Regions from separate parts of the Homo sapiens genome. Here region 1 is linked to region 2. A link is a contact called in ENCODE Hi-C or POLR2A ChIA-PET data. All regions are on one chromosome and are shown on one strand. The core of a region is the stretch at or near the end of the contact, and the rest is flanking DNA. Distances in the headings are between cores, read along the strand shown.

Region 1 (7,552 bases), core at 1,792-4,291, 42 kb before region 2:
GGTAATTTTATTATTTATTTATTTATTTATCATGTGTCATTTTTTATTGATTAATTATCATTTATTTTATTTGACATTTATAATGATAAATTTTATGACCCTGGGTCATCAGACAGAGTTCTCAGTCATGGTGTCACGACTTCTTCTTCCTCCAACTCCGTCAACTCTCCCTCTCTCACCAACCTCAAAATGTCTGATTGAATTTCTTAGGGATGTCCACTCTGCCAAGTGAGTAACCATGATATTTATATTATTCAAAAGGGGTACAGTTGCAAAGACAGTGTTCTTAGAAAGGCCCTTGTCGGGACCACTAGCACTTTAATAGCTAGTTGCAGACCTCTAGTGAGGTTGAATAATTACAATCAAGGAGCTATAGCCGTTTCCATGACCGCACTTACATTTCTGCAGAAAGGCCCATTTCCCTCCCCATCCCCCATGACAGTTCACTTTGTATTAATTATAGATTACATGCTTCAGCCCTCTATCATTATGCTAGCACATTCTCATAAAGAATGGTACATTAACCATAAAAAAAAAAAGAAAGGCCCTTGTCAATTATCTTAGATACCCAGCCTTTATTCTTAGCCATTAGGCCACCCCCACCCACTGCCTGCCACCATCAGTGCTTTAGATGAACTCTCCTATTTAATCCTCACTAAATCCTATGAGTTAGATGCTCTTTTAACGATCAACTCCAATGCAAGGATGAGGAAAATGTGACTTGGGTTAAAGAGCTTTCCAAAGCCACACAGCAATTCATAGGCCTGTCTACCCACTAATCTAAGATTCTCTATGATCACATTCTCCTGCCTCCAGTTACTTTCAGATAATCCAGGGTGTCTCCATAGGATGGCATAGACACACCTGATGGATGGACTCCAAAGACGTCAGAGAAACAAGAAAACAAAAATTCCTCTTAGTATATTTTTCTAAAGTAAGAGTGCTTGTTAAACTGTAACATATGTAAGGAAAAGTGTCCAAATCACAAGTATTCAACTAACTGAATTTCCACAAACGGAACACACAGTGCAGGGTTCAGCAACAGGAACATAAGCAGAACTCAGTAGGCCCTCACCCTCTCCTTACCATTTTTACCATAAAGATCAAACGTTACTATTATCTTGACTTCTAATACCATGGATTATCACTGTATGATTTTGAAATTGTGTAAATGAGATATGTCATGTTATATTCATCAGATTCATCCATGTTGTTGCATGTAGCTGTATTTAATTCATTCTCAGTATCTCATGCATGAATACAGTACAATTTATTCATCCTCTCTGTTGTTCAAGGATGTTTGGGTAGTTTTCAGTTTGAGGCTATTGCAAATAGAAAATTTCTTACCCATGCCTTTTGGTGTACTTATGTATGCATTTCTGTTAGAGATATATATGTGGAGATATGGATATATATATAGATAGATATCCATGCATGCATTTCTGTTGGATATGTGTGTGTGTCTGTGCATTCTCTTGGATATTTATGTGTATTTGTGTATATATATGTATATATGAGTGGAATTTCTGGGCAATATGGTGTGTTCAACTTCAGGGGAAACTTGGATTCAAAAGTCAGGCTTCTCTCAATGAGCTCCCCTCCTTTCCAGGATCTGACTGCTTAGACAGCTTTCTGAGGCATTCAAACACGTGGTGTCTGAATTTTGTTCAGTTTCTAGTTTTTCTCAGCAGGAGGATTTGTCTACTCTAAGTTACAAGTATGCAAAAGCATACTCTTAATGCATTTTAATAATTTACTTACATGCACTTATTTAATCACACATCCTATTTAATGATGTTGAAATAACTATATAGACTATGTAGTTATTATGTAGTATAGACTATAGACAAAAACATCTAAATACAATTGATGTTGCAGTTATTGTGCTGCCAACCTCTTTCCTGACTCTGGTTTGTTTCATTGGGTTTGTATTTTCCACTGCCTTTGGAAGCTGTTTATAGTCTGTCCATTAATTTCAGATTTAGAAACAGATGCATGTTGAAGTATAGATGTTAAGTACCCAATTAGCACCTTTCCATCATTCCTTTGAATCATTAAATGTCCTGAAATCACGCCTCTCTTGCCCTCTGGCCTTTCAAGATTTCTTTTCTCTTGCTACTCTTTCCTGTGGTTTAGGTCTCATTTTTAGTTTGCTTTTGTGCATCAGAATTCCTTGGGGTAGGGGATAGAAGAGCTGTCAAAACACAGATTGCTGGGCCCTACCTTCAGAATTTCCAATTCAGCAGGGCTGGATGAAGCCCAATAATTTGCATTTCGAACAAGTTCCTAGGAGATTCTGATGCTGTTGAGCCAGAAACCACATTTTGAGATAGGCTCTTTAGAGCAATCTCTATTTTTCTCTAGTAATTTTGAAATGTCTTTTCAAAAGAAAGCATTGTGTCTACTCCAGCTGTTTCTAATTTCCTCATGCTGGATTGCGCCCATCAACCGGAGAGTGATAAAACATAGGATTTTAAAAGGGCTGGACCCATGTTCCTCCTGCATCAATTTTAAGAAAACAAAGCAATGGTATAAATAGTTAAACAGGTCCTTCCCCAATAACCAGGAATCAAAAGCTCCTTTTCAACTGAGTTATATTTAAAGGAGCTTTCTTTAAATTTTGGACATATTTGGGAGGAGGGGAATTAAACGGAAGGTTCCTGTACCACTCAAATCTCCCCCTTCCATCATTTAAAAAAATGTCATTTATGACTGCAGGCCTGTGAAGCCAACTTTATTTATAATTCTCAGTAGCCCTCAGGTTCTGGGGCAATCTAAAGACACAAGCCTTTCTTTGTTTTTACATGAAATATCTGTTGAATACACATTTTATGCATATTTGTCCAAATTTAGTCAAAACAACACAAACTCTCAGCTATCAGGAAGTGTATTCTGATGTACAGTAGGTAAAACAAACACGAGGTTGAATTCACACAATGGTATTCATGGCATTTTGTCAACTTTTAAACCTTTACAGTATGTGGTGTACAATAGCAGCCTGAAGTTGCAATGTGCTCCTCTGTAATCAAAGCCCATCTATCCGCAGAAGAGAAGGGTGCAAGGGACTTTTCCCTCGCGTCTGAGATGAAACAGACAGGACTGTTTCTCTGTCTCACTATGCATACTCGGGGCATGACAGTTTCCATGTAAGGGAAAACTGCTGCTTTTAACAGAAGATAAATTAAGCCCTGGGGTTAGAGTGAAACCTTTAAGGTCAGAATTCAGATGATAAGAGCAAATGGAGGTTTCCCCAGCTGTGTCAGAGAGCTAAGCAAGAGGTGAGGTTTATCGGCCTTCCTGCAATGGTGCTAATGAGTGATAAGGAGCTCTAATTTGAAGACGCCCTGGAGCTGTTAAAGTGTGCGTGAAATGCACACAATTCATCAGCAGAGCAATAATCTTCCCCTTACACAAATGGAAAAGCCATTTTTGTGTGCTTGGATTTCTGATCAAAGCCTAGGGGGAAAAGGGGAAAGAGAAACTAAATTTTAGAACACTTCGTATGTGCCAGGAAATATTCTCACCCTTTACCAAGGGTCAGTCAGCTGACAAAATCCTCATTATAACTTCCCAAATATGGTACCATGTTTACAGATGAGGAAACTGAGGCACATAGAAGTTAAATGACACATTCTGTGCCTCAGTTTCCTCATCTGTAGACAAAGCTGATAAATTAAGGAATAGATGTTTAAATCCACACCTGCCTGATTTCCATTCTATTATTTCCCTACTAGCATTGTTCATTCTTCAACATATAATATATAGGACACCCAACTGGCAATTTTTTTCAGGAAATACATATCAGAATGCCGATAAGCATTTTAGGTTGAAAAAGACCTGAGGTGATTCTAACCCATCTCCCCAACCTAAGGCATGCCCTGTGGCTTTACTCTACCCTGGATCAATTGAAAATCATTGGATACATGACAGTGGTGCTTTAGTGAAAAACCATTCGAGTGGGAACTTGGAAGTTTGGATCAGCTCTGCTACTGATAACTGCGTCATTTCAGGCAAATGACTGAAAATGCAACACTTGTTTAATCAATATTTAATTGTTGCACAAAGATTTAGTAGTAACACTTCCCATGTTGCAGGCACTATGCCAGCTGGTGTAGATAGAAGCTTGTATAAGCCAGATTCTTGGCTTGCAAGTTGTCCATGGTCTAGTGAGGAAGCCAGACATATAAACATCTTTGACATTCCCATAATGCAGTATGATAGCATGGATTCCTTCCTATAAGGGATTACGAGAACATGGTTCCAAAAGCTCTTGCTTCTGCCTCAATGGGCAGAGAAGTCAGGGAAACCTCAACAAGAAAGGAGAGAATGGAAGGAGTTTGCCAGGCTGATATGGTGAAGCGCAGAAGGGAGGTTCCATGTTAAGGGAATGGCATATGCAGACATGAGGTCATGTTCATGAAGCTGAATGCCATTTGCTAGAGTTGAATCATTAAGGACATGGCATGTCGTGCTACAGAGTTTGAACTTTATCTTGTAAGTGATGGTGAGACAGGGAAATTTTGTAGAGCCATGAGGTGGTTAAATTTATGTTTTAGGAAAAGCCCTGAGTAGTGTGACAAATGAATTGGAATGAGATGAGACTAGAGGCAAGGAAACCAATCCGGAAGCTGTTACAAAGATTCAGATAAGAGGTGATGTTGGCTTAATCTAGAAAAGGTGTGTGTGTGTGAGGTTCTGGTTTAAGAAAGTGCTGGTGCACTCAAAAGGTGCTGGTTCAGGAGACATTCTTAAAGTAGAATGACCATGCACGTTTCAGCAGTCAACATAATTTGAGAGAGATGGTAGAACAAACTGTGAGGACGTGGTTATGCCTGTTTTGTTCACTATTATGTATGCTACTCTTCACATAGTGTGAGCCACATAATAGTTGCTGCACGAAATATGAATGAATGAATAAATATGTGAATACATGAGTGAATGAGTGATGACTTCCAGGTCTTGGGTTTGGATGAATGCTTGGATCATTAACCAAAATAGGGAAGTAATAGGACAATTCATAGGGTATGAGAAATTGAATTTAGTTTTGAGTATTTGAGATATACATGAGAAATGCACTTGGAAATATGAACGTATAGTTCCAGGAATGGAAATTCAAGACTAAATATTATGGTTTGAAAGTCAGAGATATAGAGACATTATTTCAGTCTACTAGAAAAAATATTACCCAGGCAAAATAGCAAACTGCTCAAGCAATTATTTATTTATCTGCTGATTTATTCCAGATATATTTATTGAGAGTCTTGAGAGAATACTTTGCTTCAGGCTTTGGGCAAAGTTTAAGCAATGAATAGATTCTATTTGGTCTCTGCCTTCAGGATGCATATCACAGTTGCAGAGGCAGTTAAAAAAATAAGGAAACAGACAAATGAGGCAGTTTCAACTTGCCATAAGTACTGCAAAGGACACAAGTGGCTGAGACAGAGAATTAGAAAAGGAAGTCTTCTTGAAGGAGTTGACATTTAATTTAATAAAACAATGGCTGCAGAAGCCTTAGGTGTAAAAGCATTTATCTACTGTGCCCAAGAAATTGAAAGGTAATGGCACATGGCTAGAGATTAGTGAATGAGGTGGAAACAACATTTGAAGAAGTTGATCAGATAAGAAGGAACTAAGTTATCCAGAAACTTTAGGATTTGAGTGAGAATTTCAGTTCTAAAAGCAATGGAAAACCATTGAAGGGTTTTAAGTAGGGAATTATTTAGATTTTTGTTATAAGGTTATACTTTTTAAATGTTAAAAATGAATTGTATGTGTCAGAACTGAAAATAGATAGGTTGAAGATGGTCTCTACCTGCTACTTTATGGGAAGATATAGAGAATGAGGCAACATGAAAGGTGTGAATATATTCTGAAAAACAAAACAAAAAATTATAGATCTCTTTGTTTATGTATATGTATGTATGTGTATATATATATATATATATATAAAATGTAAAATTCAAACAGAATATTTTAAGAAGATATAGTTGTAACATAGAATTTAGTAAAAATGTTAGGTCAGGGAGTAAAGAAATAATGCTAATATTATTAGTATTAAATTATATTTCAGAATCTTTAAAAATGATTATCCATCTTGTTAATATCTAAGCCTCACTTTTTTCAATTTTTCTTAGTTGTTTTTTGAATGTGTCTCTTAAGTAGCTTGGGTTTTACAAATTCAGTCAATTAATCCAGAACCTTGTAGGAGGTGAATTTAAACTGTTTATATTTGTTTTAATTACTAATATATATGGGCTTATTTCAGCTATCTTATGTTTTTATACTTACTAAGATTCGTTTGCCTATTTGTTCTCATTTCATGCCTTCAGTTTTACAATTTCTTTAGTTTTCTCTATGCTAGTTTGGAAGCTGCGCATTATACAGCCAGTCTGTTCATTAACATGCACAGGTAGCTTTACATATTTTAACAAGCTCTGTAGTTAATCAACATCTCTGTCCTCCTAGCAAGGTAAAAAATGTATATGGATATTTCACAGTTCACTTCGCTTTAAGCACAAACTAAGTCAGTTATTACTATTATCATTCATATTACTAAGTACAATGGATTTACCAATATATTTCACCAGTTTCTGTGTTTATAACTGTGTCATGCATCTTATTTCCTTGTCTATAAGGTATTATCTTTCTTACTAGAATTCATCTTTCAGTTTGTTCAACAAGGGTGCTGGATTTTTTATGAATGTTACTCTGTTTCACTGTCACCTTGAGTGAGAGTGGCAGACTATGTAAAATCCAAGCTTAACAGTTACTTTCTTTAGCCCTTTGACTATATTACCACACTGTCCTCTAGCACCCTGTGTTGCCGATGAGAAATGCATCTTATTTTTTTATTTTTTAAAAACTAAAAACAAAAGTAACTAAAATCCTTTTGCAGGTCATCACTCTGAAGAGCTGTGTTTTCTCTTTGTGTAAGAAAACAGTGATAATGAGTTTCAAGTCTTATGAGCTGCTGTGTTGAATCTACCTGCCAAAAGAGAGTCCGTGATTGTCTAAAATGCTTCTCCAACCACCCTGGCAGCAAAAGATATCTTGCTTTACAAGTTCTCTATAGTTTTACAGATGTTGAAAGGGCTAGGAAAAAGTGATCAGCAAGTCACAGAAAGGTAAAATTGGAAGAAATTCTGCAGTTAATTTACAGATATTTGGCAGTGCCTCTGGTCGGTGACAGAGCCAGCAATAGAACCCAGTCTCTTGGCTTTCAACTGTGTTCTTTGTACAACCACAAAATGTTCAAGACTGAGAAAGAATTGCCACAGGAGACCTCCTTCTTGCTATGTATAGACACTCTGCTCTTCTAGAACTGGCCAGTCTTTTCTTGTCTCCCTACTTAAGCAGTGGTGTTCAGAGTAGATACATTATATCAATTTTCCTAATTATAAGAATCCACTAAGACTAAAAGAAAAATATCTGAAATTCTCTCAGCTCTACCTACTTTATTTTTTTTGGAAAGTACACGTTTTAATATGGTGTTTTTCTTGAACCACTCAAAAGTGCAAGGGAAAATGCTTTTTAAACACTTAAGTAACACACT
Region 2 (6,868 bases), core at 2,918-5,417:
TAAAGTTTTTGAAAATTGTTTTAAGAGCATGCAGAAAATGAATAAACATTTTAAAAGTCTACTAAATCTTGGCAAGAACACTGAGAATTTGAGGCACTTGAGCCATGACCTGTTCTCTGTTTCCCTACTCCCAGTTCAGTATGACAGAGGCTTCAGTTCCCTGTAAAGGGTTACTGTATCTCCCCAGTAGGACCAGACTACCAGTATTTCCCATCCTCTCCCACTTTCATGTCACAGAGGCTAAATTTCAGGCTAGTGCAGCCAAGAGGTCACGCGCTCCCTTCTTTCACCCAGGCCCCACTCACAGGACAGAAGCTCTGCCCCAGGCTCAGCAGGCTGAGGTTACCAGGAACCCTATCACCCTCATTCCTGCTCACTCACAGGATAGAAGTTCCACATTGCAAGAAGCTAGCTAAGAAGACTAACAGCTATTTATTGCTACTAAATCAGGAATATTACTCCAAGAGAAGAAACAGCCATTGTCCCCACCACCTTCTCTGGAGCAGTAGCTCAGAGATATTTCCCAAGGAGAGAGGCAGGCCATAAGAACAGAGAACACCTAACCTCTCCCCAAAGGAACTGACTTTATATAAAACAGAGTATGGGGAAGTTCAAACCTAAGGACACTTTCACAAACAGGGAAGACTTTGATTGTAAAGTTTTAACTTCTTGAGAGCAACACACTAAACTATAAGCCAGATAGATTATCAGAGACAACTAGGGAAACAGCCAAGAAGTCCCCTACTGTGGTCAGAGCAAACCTCAAAGACTGGCTTATAACCTAACCCTGCAAAGAGATTCAAGTTTAATTGGATGAGACTATGGATTAATCTATGTCCCAGGACACTGGTGATAACAATAGAGCAATCTGATGGCAATTAGAGATGCCTAACAGCCGGGTATGATAGTAATAAAAGCCAATAGCTTAACAGAGAGAGCAGGGAAAGAGATAGTTAAGAAAAGCTCTGGTAAAACAACTTTCACCAGGTGACCGTGTGTGTACCCAAGGCTGTGCCCTCTAAGGAGGAATATCAGAGGCCTCACAGTAGAGAAGGAGGAATAGACATCAGTAAAATAGTCCAGACATGTTATCAAACAAATAAATAAGCAAACAACAACAATCAAAATAAAATGCCCTGCAGGATGAATCAATATCCAGAGTTGCTAAAATATATTATCTAAATACCCAGTTTTCAAAAAAAAAAAAAAAAAAAAAAAAGAGACATACAAAGAAACAGAACATACACAGAAAAACAAAGGCAGAAATAGCTTGGGAAAGGACCTAGATGTCTGACTTAACAAAGAATTCAAAACAGCCACTATAAATATGTTCAGACAGATAGACAGATATACACACATACATTACAAGGATGAAATCTACATTTGAAGCAAGAAAAGGTATCAAAAAACAATTTTCAAAAAACTGTGACTACAAGAAAAGCTTGATGAAATCACACAAGTGAAGAGACAAGAGCAAAGATTCTAAAATAGTGGAAGTTGAGACAAGCAGAAGATATATCATACACACATAATTTAATTCTTTGATGGAGAGAATAAGAAAAAAACAAAACATGAAGAAAGATATAATAGAAGAAAACTTGCTTGAAAGAAGGATATGAATCCGCTGCTTTGAAAAGACTTGTTCCAGGAAAAACAAGCAACACATAATGAAGTTGCTGAATTTCAAAGAAAATGAAATGATCATATGCAGATCTGCATTCTCTTTGACCAGTGAAAGAAAAATTTAGTTTAACATAGATATTGCTCACAAAATCCCTTCAATTTAAAATTTAAAAAATAATTTCTAAATAACTTCAGATAAAGAGAAAAACAAAACTGAATTTCTGCATACTGGCAGTATAGACATATAAATCAATGGAATGGAATGAAAAGTTCAGGAAAAACTCATATAACTGGGTGAAATGATTTTTGGCAAGTGAGCTAAGGTCAGTCAATGGAGAAAGAACAGTCTCTTCCACAGTGCTGGGACAATGGATATCCACATGCAAAAGAGTGAAGTCAGATCCTTACCTCACATTATATGCACAAATTAACTTCAAATGAATCAAAGACTGAAATATAAGAGCTAAAACCATAAAACACTTAGCAAAAAAACATAGAGATAAATCTTTAAGCCCTTGGATCTAGCAATGGTTTCTTAGATATCACACCAAAGGCACAAGCAACAACAGAAAAAAAAATAAATTGAACTTCATAAAATTAAAAATTATTTTGCATTATAAAACATTATCAAAAGAGTAAAAAACAATCCACAGAATGGGATAAAATATTTGCAAATCATATATCTGGAAAGGATCTAGTATCCAAAAAATATAAGGAAGTCTTACAACTCAACAACAAAGAAAACAACTCCATTAAAAAATGGGCAAATGATTGAATGACATTTCTCTAAAGAATATATAGAGATGATAAACATGTACGTGGAAAGATACGCAACATCACTAGTCACTAAGGAAATGAAAATCAAAACCACAATAAGATACCACCTCACACTCACTAGGATATGGCTATATGGCTGTAATAAATAAAACAATGGAAAAATAACAAGTATTACTGAGCATGTGGAGAATCGAAACCCTCATACATTGCTGGAGGGCATGTAAATGGTACACCCACTGTAGAAAAAATCTGGAGGTTCCTCAATAAGTTAAACATAGAATTAGCATATATGGCAGAGCAATCCTACTTCAAAAGAATTGAAAACAGGTATTCAGACAAAAACTTGCATGTGAATATTCAAAGCCCCCCATTCACGAAAGTAAGAAACAAGTTTCTTAGTCTGTTTTGTTGTCTACAAAATCAGATAGTTGGAGTAGTTTATACAAAGGTCCCTTCCAAGACCAGCTTTTGTAATCTTTATGTACACGAGCACCACTGTCATTAACAGCGGTCTTTTTTTTCTTTAGGAAAGTAAGATTGCCTCACACAGAGGTTACGATTTATGTTCTCAACCTCAAAGAGACATTGGAGGTGTGGGCAGATTGGAAAGGTGAATCTCATTCATTGTTAGGTAATCACTGGCAAAGTAGTTGGTAATTTTTCACATATGGTCTCCTCTCTTTCCCTTATGTGTTTCAATATCTCTTTCTAGAGAGATAGATAAAAATAAAATTTAGGCTCTAAGCACTATATCAGCTGTCATTTCAATTTGAGAACCACAGATATTATTATGTAAGAAGAAATTAGCCTTCTCTTCTCAATACTTTTCTTTAATCTCTACTTTCTGGAATATAAATGAAATATAAGAGTTCTGACTTGAATGGTAAAAAATCATTGTAATCTGGTTTATGAACTGACAACACAGATATGCAAATGGCAAGGCTGGTAAGGTAAAACATTTTAGATATAATAATATAGATCTAATATATAATTATAATTTAATATAATCTAATTATAATCTAATATATTAGATCTATATTAGATATAATATAGATCTAATATGTAATAATACATTCTAATAATAATATATAAGATATAATCAGAAAGCCCATTTTTACCAATTCCAGTTCCATGAAACTGCTCTCCAAGGGCTGCACTCCTTTCAATCCAACAAATACCTAGCCTGGTACAAAGGTAGGTCTGGATTTAGGCAAAGAAGACCATTTGCCTCCATTTCATCCCTGGATAATCAAAACCTCAACCAAAAGGTTGTCTTTGGTCAAACACAGAATGCTCACTTTTGCTGCCTCCCAAGAAAATGACCTCGTTTGTATTTGGGATGGAACTGTGGAAAGAGTTTGTCGCTTCCCAGCTTTTACTTTTCAAAGGCTCGCTGACATTCACCAAGCTCCATAATAGTTTTCAGTTCCAACCCGTTAGTTCTGAGACAGCTTTACAAAGCCACACTTGGAGGACAGAAAACAGCAATCCACGTCTCCCCTTTGTGGACAAAACAGAATCGAATCATCTTCAGAGGGGAGAAAAACCACATGAACGCAGACTGCTCAAATGATCCAGTACATCCTAGACAATCTGAAACCAACACGCATAAGGCAACATGGGTTATTTATGAGACACTGTCAGGGAAAAAGAAAAGCAAAAAACGTAACTTAAAGTTCAAGAAACCCGCACGCCACTGCTGGGGGTAGCTCTGCGTAGGACTCCACAATGTTCCCCGCATTGTTTTGTGCTGACTGCGCCCAGCTCGCGGGGCTTTTCATCGGCTCTTAAATCCACTGCTGCTCAAGCATGAAATACCTTTGGATTCCATTAAAAAAAAAATAAATGTGCTAACAAGCTGTTAAACCACATTTTACAACAAACGCATCAAACTGATGACTTAGCTTCAAAAATATGAACTAACCGAAATAATAAAGGCTTTGTAGAACTTGGATAAATGAAGTGATTGCCTCACAGTGAGGGAGATCTGTGGGGCACATCACTGTGTAATCAAAAAAATAAGTTCCTGGTCCTCAGAGAAACATTCAAAATGCTCTGCCTTGCCTACCTACAGTCCTGAGCCCAAAGGGTTTGAACAGGGGGAAAAACAACACAGGTACAAAAAAAAGAAGCAGGCAGGGGTGGGAGAAAGAAAGAAATTCAGTCAGTTCTTTGATTAACAAGACTTCTAGCTGGACTTAAGTACAAACAGCTGCCTAGACTCCAACAGCCAAGCCTAAATCTAAACACTCCACTGTTTACATAACCCAAACTTAATCAAGCGACCATCTAATCCACCAATTTAAAGTATCCCTAAGAGTTTCAGTGTAATGTTGGTTTTCTCACAAGCCCAGTCCATCAACAAGCTGTTTAAAAATGCCAGTGATTGCAGCTCTGTTCCCAGTCTTGTAGCATCTCCTGCCTGGTCATGCTACAGGGATGTTTAGGGGAGAACTGTTAGATAATGTGGGGTCATAAAGTACTTCCTGTTATTCTTCGGTTGGCATAGTGCACTGTGTTTGTTTATGAAACCCAGAATCCAGGTTGTATTTATAAGACAGTTTGGTTTGATAACGTATAATTTTATAGCAATATTGTTACTAATAAGGAAATACATTTCTTTGTCAGAAACTTGATAACTACATGTCAAAAAATATTATAGGAGATGTGCTCTAGGATGACCAGTAAAGGTAATTTTCATGAGGAAAAGGATAAGAAAAGGGAACTTATCATGATAAAGGTACTAGAAAAAGGAAAATGCTCATGAATATGAACTGAGGCTAAAATGTCAAATGCCAACAGAGGCCAAAATCAAAGAAGTTAACTGGGTCCCAGTGTAGGGCAGTCAATATGGAACTATGGAGACTATGGCAGGTACCCACCTAAGGAAGGTACATGCTACATAACCACAACCCACTTAAAAAAAAATTAAACATGTGCTGAGATATAATTCACATACCATGTAATTTACACATTTAATATGTGCAATTCCATTATTTTTAGTATAGTGACAGATTTGTGTAACCATTATCACAATCGCTTTTAGAACATTCTTATTCCCCAAAAGAAATCCCGTGTGCCCTTTAGCAGTCACTCCCCATTTCCCTCCAAATGCCCAGCCCTGGGAAACCACTAATCCATCACCTCTACAGATTTGCCTATTCTGGATATTTCATATACATGAAATCATACAATACCTGGTCTTTTGTAACTTGTTTCTTTCACTCAGCATAATTTTATAAGGACTCCAACTCATTGTTTGCCACAAATGTGGGCCCAGTGTGGCCAGATCTTTCAAATTTTCAGAGAAGTTGGAAATAGGGATTCTTATGTGAAATTTCCAAATGTTAAATATTGACCACGAGTTCAAATGAGATGCACACTGTACAGTTTTCCCCGCAGTGGAAACCAAACAAATATGTCTGCCCATTGAATTCATACATGGACCACAATTTCATTCCTTCTGGGGTTCATGAGACAGAGGGAGGGAAAAAGAGTGAAGCAAAATTCAAGAAAGCAGGAAAGGGTCTAACACACCTAGGCAAGAAATGAAGAGAGGAAGGTCTGGAAGGGAGAGGCAAGAGACTTCCATAGAGCAAACAGTCTGACTCTGAATTTGGTCAGAAGGGCCACCACAGCCTCAGCCAGGCTTGCTCTGACTCTGCCTTGGGGTATCAAAGCAGGATCTCACTTAGTTGCACACATAGGCCCTGAAAAAAAAAATAGCTTATTTCTAGAGAGAGAGAATGAGAGTCTAGCACTTTTAATAAGGTAATTCATTGAGATATTCATTTGTGTTAAATTAACCCTGTAAAACCCAAACTCTTGAGGAAATAATGTTAGATGTTAAGTACCCAGGGAAAAAGAAAGAAGAGAGTTTCTCAAAGAAGAGAGGCAAAAGGAGTGGAAGAGGAAGGACTCCCAGACTGAGAAAAGCAGGGCTAGTTGGTAGGTCCCACTGAGAGCATCACGGGAAAATCTCAGAGGAGAATAGCTGCTTATCTAGAAAGGCTGAGGCTGGATATGCAGTTACCAATGTAAGTTTAAAACTCCTATGCTGAAATTTATCATGGAGCAAAAGCGAATCTTTTAAGTCCCATGAGGGCTTAGCTAGCAGAGAACATTGGCAGAATCTTGATGGTCTGGAGTAGAGGAGGCTCTTGGCTCTTCTGGATTGATATATGATTTTCTGGGAAGATTATTTCAATATCTTCTATACTATACAAACTAGACGGGCACACCTCAATTTATTGCATTTGTCTTTATTATGTTTTTCAGATATTGCATTTTTACAAATTGAAGGTTTGTTAACAACCCAGCATCCAGCAAGCCTATCAGTGCTGTTTTCCCAACAGCATGTGCCTACTTTGTGTCTCTGTGTTACATTTTGGTAATTCTCAAAATATTTCAAAGTTTTTCATTACTTTTATATCTCTTATTGTGACCTGTGATCAGTGAGCGTTGGTGT

The links. Hi-C counts contacts between places; a loop is a spot of excess contacts on that map. ChIA-PET counts read pairs that join two places held with the same protein, here RNA polymerase II (POLR2A). Pooled maps may share reads with other maps.
Region 1: a loop to region 2 is called in a map of IMR-90, with 2.1 times the contacts of the local background. The contact joins two enhancer-like sites. A Hi-C loop is called at or near these places in 1 of 168 maps with a recorded cell type or tissue (IMR-90) and 2 of 50 pooled maps. POLR2A ChIA-PET finds 5 or more read pairs at or near these places in 2 of 52 experiments (AG04450 and BJ).

What each region holds. Positions count from the first base shown.
Region 1 is chr20:6,571,705-6,579,256 of GRCh38, reverse strand. No RefSeq gene overlaps it. Among named protein-coding and RNA genes, the nearest start is that of CASC20, 150 kb to the right of the region's middle. Within about 2 kb of position 3,041, at least 2 of the 41 ENCODE cell types and tissues checked have a DNase peak (open chromatin) inside an H3K27ac peak, as active enhancers do; they include IMR-90, where a contact is called at or near this core.
Region 2 is chr20:6,531,395-6,538,262 of GRCh38, reverse strand. No RefSeq gene overlaps it. Among named protein-coding and RNA genes, the nearest start is that of CASC20, 110 kb to the right of the region's middle. Within about 2 kb of position 4,167, at least 2 of the 41 ENCODE cell types and tissues checked have a DNase peak (open chromatin) inside an H3K27ac peak, as active enhancers do; they include IMR-90, where a contact is called at or near this core.